2 separate regions of the Mus musculus genome follow, and region 1 is linked to region 2. A link is a loop called in an ENCODE intact Hi-C map of the cell type or tissue named here. Cell type or tissue: heart. All regions are shown on one strand. Each heading gives the region's core, and the rest is flanking DNA. Links, peaks and the distances in the headings are about the cores only. Region 1 overlaps Gm33215 (a long non-coding RNA gene). Region 2 has its middle 30 kb from the start of Gm33265.

The links. Hi-C counts contacts between places; a loop is a spot of excess contacts. Peaks named below come from ENCODE experiments on the same cell type or tissue, not always from the same donor. Only the 100,000 strongest peaks of a DNase experiment are listed, where the experiment ranks them.
Region 1: it touches region 2 in a loop (2.6-fold over the local background); 1 of 42 quality-filtered maps calls a loop at or near these places.

Annotation. Positions count from the first base shown.
Region 1 is chr3:101,645,840-101,648,752 of GRCm38, reverse strand. The region is part of intron 2 of Gm33215 (a long non-coding RNA gene); the gene reads left to right. Among named protein-coding and RNA genes, the nearest start is that of Gm33215, 3.5 kb to the left of the region's middle. In heart, for the core only: no CTCF peak of the experiment used is centred there; no DNase peak of the experiment used is centred there; H3K27ac peaks cover 199 bases.
Region 2 is chr3:101,695,713-101,698,625 of GRCm38, reverse strand. No RefSeq gene overlaps it. Among named protein-coding and RNA genes, the nearest start is that of Gm33265, 30 kb to the right of the region's middle. In heart, for the core only: a CTCF peak has its summit at 1,582 (motif pointing right); no DNase peak of the experiment used is centred there; H3K27ac peaks cover 419 bases.

The sequences.
Region 1 (2,913 bases), core at 302-2,801, 50 kb after region 2:
TGGGGCGCTGACAGACTCACGGGCTTGGCAAGCCCAGGAAATGTTCAATCAGATGGAATGGAAACATAGTGTACGGATGGAAATCTCATCTCATGGCAGATCTTTATTACCACTGGAGGGGGCGGCCAAGAAGCAGGGAACAAATGTAAGGCAGCCGGACTGCTGACACAGAGCAGTAACAGTGCGAAAGTCCTCCGGTTGGAAATGGCTTGAGCAGCCAGCGGTAAACACCTGGGCATGCCTGGAGCCAGGGAATTCAGGGTCCTAAGTACCTGAGGCTGGAACATACTATTCTCGCTGGCTGAGTCCATGAACTTTCTAGATGAATTTGTTCCTATTTTAATTATCAATTGACATGTTAAGGCTTTAACTTTAAACCTAAAGAAACGACTTCTCGAGGCAGTGTTCCATGAAAAAGAGAGAAGTGGGACAAAGGCCACCTCTGGCCCCAGTGCTCTGAAGAGGGGGGAGGCATTATGGGAGCAAACTGACTCTTGGCTCCTCCCCCTTTGTGGTTTAGGCTCCTAAAGTAATCTGGGTAGGCGTGGTCATCCATCTGTCAGTCAACAGCCTAATTTAGAAACCCAAGGCAAAGAGAAAGGCAAAACCTCTCTTTTCTTCTCTCTCTCTCTCTCTCTCTCTCTCTCTCTCTCTCTCTCTCTCTCTCGTCCTCTCTCTCTCTCTCCCTCCCTCCCTCCCCTTTCTTTCTTTCTTTCTTTCTTTCTTTCTTCCTTCTTCCCTTCCTTCCTTCCTTCCTTTCTTCCTTCCTTCCTTTCTTCTGTCTTTTTTCTTTCTCCCTTCCTTCTTTCTTTCTTTTTTCTTTTTAGTTTTTGGTTTCTTTTTTTTTTCTTTTTTTTTTTTTTTGAGGCAAGGTCTCATGATGTATAACCCTGGCCTAGAATTTGATATGTAGACCAGGCTGGCCTTGAGTTCACAGAGATGCCCCTGCCTCTGCCCACTGAATGCTGAGATTGAAGATGTATACCACCACATGAGCCAGAGGTCCCTTTCCCACAGTTCTCTACCACCCGCTCTAGAAGTGGGAAAGAACACATCTCAAGAACAGAGAGGTGCTGCCTGTTAAGTTTTTCAGTTTGAATGAGGCAAGAAGCAACATCACTGGGATTGGAGACTTCTTTAATTGATTTGTAGCTATATGACATTTTCTCACAGAAAACGTACATGGGGACTTGAGGTAGAAAAATCCAGCCTCCCAGGTAACAACATGACCAGTGGGTAGGCCTCATGCACTTCTGAGCTCAGCACCTCCCATTTCCCAGGTCTCCTCTAGGACAGCCCCCAGGCCCCTTCACTCCTCCAAGCTCAGTTGAACAAACTGATTTGATCAGCATCACTAGGAGTCTGCCCTGCCCCCAGGTCCCTTGTCGGAGGAGACCAGGATGGCTGGTAACTTGGCCAGTATTTATCCTGATTGCCTTGGGAGACCCCTGTCCCCCTGTCCCCCTGTCCCCCGTCCCTCCCATCCGTCCCCCCCCCCGCCCCCCCAGGCTGAAGTGATCCTTTAGGTAAACCAGGAACTCTGATCCAGAAATAGGCTGCTGGCTGGCCTCTCCAACCTTCGTTATACAAACCTCGAACCAACAAGAGCTTGGTTGAGCTGTGCTCATGGGTGCTCTCTCTCATTCACTGTCAGCCACCATGAATAATGCCAGTGATGTCCAATTATACAGCCAGTCTAAATTAATCTTCTGCAGAATGAATGCACCCTTAGTACTCACACCAAAAACAAATTAATGTGCTCTGCTGTGGGAAAGGGAGAGGGCTGTCCTGCTTCTAAGCACATTGTATCAACAACCCACTTACAGTTCCATCCTCAACGCTCCAGAACTACTCAAAGTCAAGGTCACACATGTCACTGAGGAACCTATAATTAACATGCAAGCACAGCATTAGACTCTCTAGATTGCCTCGCTCGGCTTAAAATGGGGGAGAGGAGAGGGAGGTTTTTTTTTAATTGGAAGAGATTTAGGAAACATAAACTTTACTGGTTTCTTGACTTTTTTTTTCTGTTATAAAGAGATGAATTTATATATTTAAAATAAACCCTGAGCTGGTCAGTGGTGGTACACACCTTTAGTCCCAAAACTTAACAGACAGAGGCAGGCAGATCTCCCATCTGAGGCCAGCCTGGTCTACAGAGCAAGTTCCAAGATAACTAACTAGGACTACATGGAGAAACCCTGTTTCAAAACACAAAATTAAATTAAAAATAAAATAAGGTAAAAAATAAAACCTGATTAAATAGTATAGCCATCTTCAAAGTGGTTTGGAGACAGTAGCAATGTCACAGCCCAGAGTAGCTAATGAAGTGCACTTCCCATTCAAGTGCATACCCACCTACCACCCCCCTCTCTTTTTCTCCCGTGCACTCGTGCACGCAAACAAGGAAAAGGTAGATCAGATGAGAACAGAGATTTTCTTCCCATCCTAAAGCAGTCAATCTGCAGTGAGTCCCAACTTCATAGCTCTAAGGCCTTGACTACAACCTCAGAGACCAACTACAAAGCAACTACTTAACATCTCCCAGGCCTGCTGATTGCTTATGCTGCGTTTTAAACGGTATCATCAGAATCCTGTAGATGCAGCCAACATTGAAAGCCTGCCTGGCCTGTGTCCTGCATGCATTTGCCGAACACAAGTCCTCCCACTCTCTCAAGGGTCTCTCTCATTTGTTGGTCATCTGTGACAATCAGGGAGGGTTAGCTTATTTCTGCAAAGCCAAAGACAGCAAGCAGAAGACCAGAGTGTAGGGCTTGTCCTGGGTGGGGAAAAAAAACAGTATGGGGAACTTGCTGGATTTCAGCTCTGTAAGAAATTACTCAGAGACTCAGAAGTCCAATGCCACCTGTACTTGGAGTGGTTCTCATGAGTATGGGGTGGGCTGGGGTTGCC
Region 2 (2,913 bases), core at 253-2,752:
TCTGGATTCTCTCAGGGCTTCCATTGTGCAGTTCCAGCTAGCCATTGCAGTGATCTGTAATGAAGCCAGGATCTGTTATTTCTCTTTAGATTCAGTGGGTTGATGGGGCTCGGCAGATGGCTTTTGATTGAGGTCTTAGCACAACCTTAATGCTTTTGTTGACTGACTAGGGCCCTCTTCACATCTGTGAACAAGGGATAGTGGCCAGGAGGCAGAAAGACAAGGTTGAGGGGGTCTTGTGCTAAACAGATCTGGGAGGTGGAATCAGAATCAGCCCAACCATAGGAACCAATGCTGAGGGCGGAAGCTTCCTTAAAGTGAGAATAGGAACTGGGAGACACAGACAAAGATGAAGACATCCACCTACATGGGACCAGTGTGACAACACTTGAGAAGTCACACTAATGACACTACGCCTCAAATCCAGACAGTGAGGAGAGCATGGCCTCTCTCAACCTAGCAGTGGCAAATGGGGATGCAGGGTCGTGGGCTCACGTAACAGCTGAAACACTGAGGCGTCTGCCTCAATCGTCCACCCAGTGGGGCATCCCTCTACACCACCTCTGCAGACACACAGACATCCTCAGAGACAGACTTGCTTAATGCCTTTCAAGTCAATCTACCTTCCACCACACATCTCTGGACACCTTTATACAGTAAACTAAGTGCTAACACTTAAGCGGTTCCTATGGGCTCAGCACTGGTTTGTGCACTTGGTGTTATTCCAAGTTGTGTTTACAAGAATTCTGTGAAGTTACAATTGGGAGTTGAGAGAAAAGCAACAGTAAAAGAAATTAAGCAACTGCAATATTTAAGAATGAAATTTCTGGAAATCTCTGAGCCCCAAAGGTCCTACCATCCTGTATTTCTGTTTGTTTTTATTATTATCTCTGTTCAGATTTTTAAAAATTTTTTGGACTTTTAAAATTATATATATATATATACATATATATATATATATATACATATATGCATGTATGTGTATATATACATATATATGCATGTATGTGTATATATGCATATATATTCATAGACTTATATTCTTAAGTTTGTAAATACAATTTGCACAGCAGTTTATACAATGTTGCTTATATGTATATGGTTTCAGGGCTGATACATTGGATAAGATAAGCTCTTCATTGGGGAAAGACTATTTCTCCCACTCTAAGCATTTCTTAGTTGTCTATAGTTCCTTGAGTAGGTTTAGGGCCCAATGAGAGTTCCCTCTTCCATGTTAGTGTGTCTGGAAATATTATGCTTGTTGGGGTCTTGTTTAAACTTTCTTTTATTTTTAAATTGTACATGTGCATACATGTATGGCATTAGGGCATGCATATTAGAGCAGGTGCTCCTCAAAGCCCAGAAGGTCATATCAGAGCCTCTGTGGCTGGAGTTACAGGCAGTTGTGAGCCACCTGATATTAGTGCTGGAGACTGAACTCTGGTCCTCTGCAGAAGCAGTTCCTGCTCTTAACTGCTGAGCCATCTCTCCAGCCCCATTACTACTTTTTAAATCATTCTTCAATTATATATATGTATCTGTGTGGGGGTATGTGCATATGAGCACAGGTTCCCCTGGAGACCAGAAGAGGGCGCTCAATTCCCCTGTAACTATAGCTTTACAGGCAGTTGTGAACCACCTCATGTGAGTACTGATAATTAAGCCTCTTCAAGAGCAGTGTGTACTCTTAACCACAGATTGTTAACTATTCGTCTTACTCTTTGGGCTCTTTGGTTGTTTGGTTTGTACTGGGGACTGAGCTTGAGACTAGACATTCTGGGCAGACACTCTATCTTTGAGCCACCCCTCCACTTGTCTGATTATTTGAGATAGGGTCTCACTAAATTGTCCAAACTGTCCTTGAATTCACTCTTTAGCCCAAACTGGCCCTGAGCTTTTAATCCTCCTGCCTTAATCTCCCAAATTACAGGCCTGCACCACCAGGCCCGTAGGTATGGAGAGTTATTTGTTACATTTTTCAAATAAATGTAGGCATCTACTCCATTCCCTGGAAGCCTTTAGTCTTCTAGGGAAAGACTCTCCAGCACTTTCTTGCATTCTGAACACAAAAGACTTTGTAGTTTTGATTAAATGCCCTTTGTGGAACATATTAAGAATTCTTCTTAAAATATTCTTAAAAACCCCACCTGTTCCAGGTAGGATCTAGCCAGTGTGAAACGCAGCGCGATGCCTGTTGTATCACAGAAGCTGTCACAGAGGAGATTAGCTATGCCTTATAGCCTTCCTAGTATCTTCCCAAACCGCTAAACTCCCTAAGTTCCTAGCATACAATAGCCCCAAGGTACAGCAGGACAATTGGAGTGGCTTCCTAAATTAGGGCTTTATATCTTGTTTTGTGCCTTTACTGATACACTGAAATCAGTTGCCCACCTTTTTAAGTACTAAGACCCCCTTTAAACACAGAGACCCCTGCCCTCTAAGCATGGAACTCCCACCCTCTAAGCACAGAGACCCTGTCTTCTAAGCAAGGAGACCCTGCCCTCTAAAGTCTCTCAGTGTAATTTCCCTTGTTGCCAGACTGCTGCTGGGTCTCACCATAACCAGCTGCCCCAGCTGCGGATTTGAAGGATGTCGTTAAAGGACCAGGTTTCCTCAGTGCCTGTCCACAGAGTCAGAAGTAGCACCTGTTCTCTTCACACTAACAAGCCCTCACCCTGGTCTGGGCACACCAGTGACACAACTCTCACTACGATCATGTATGCCAAAGGGGCCACACTCCTCTGACTGCTTCTCTTGTGTTTGCCCTCATCTTCTATCTCAAAATCTTTCTTTCTTCTCTGAGTCTCCCACCAGGGTTTGACAGGGTGGAACCTTCCGACCCTCGGGGACAGGACTTTTACCTGATTCTTATAGACTTGCATCCTGTTTATCTCATTTTATTGTCCCCTCTGC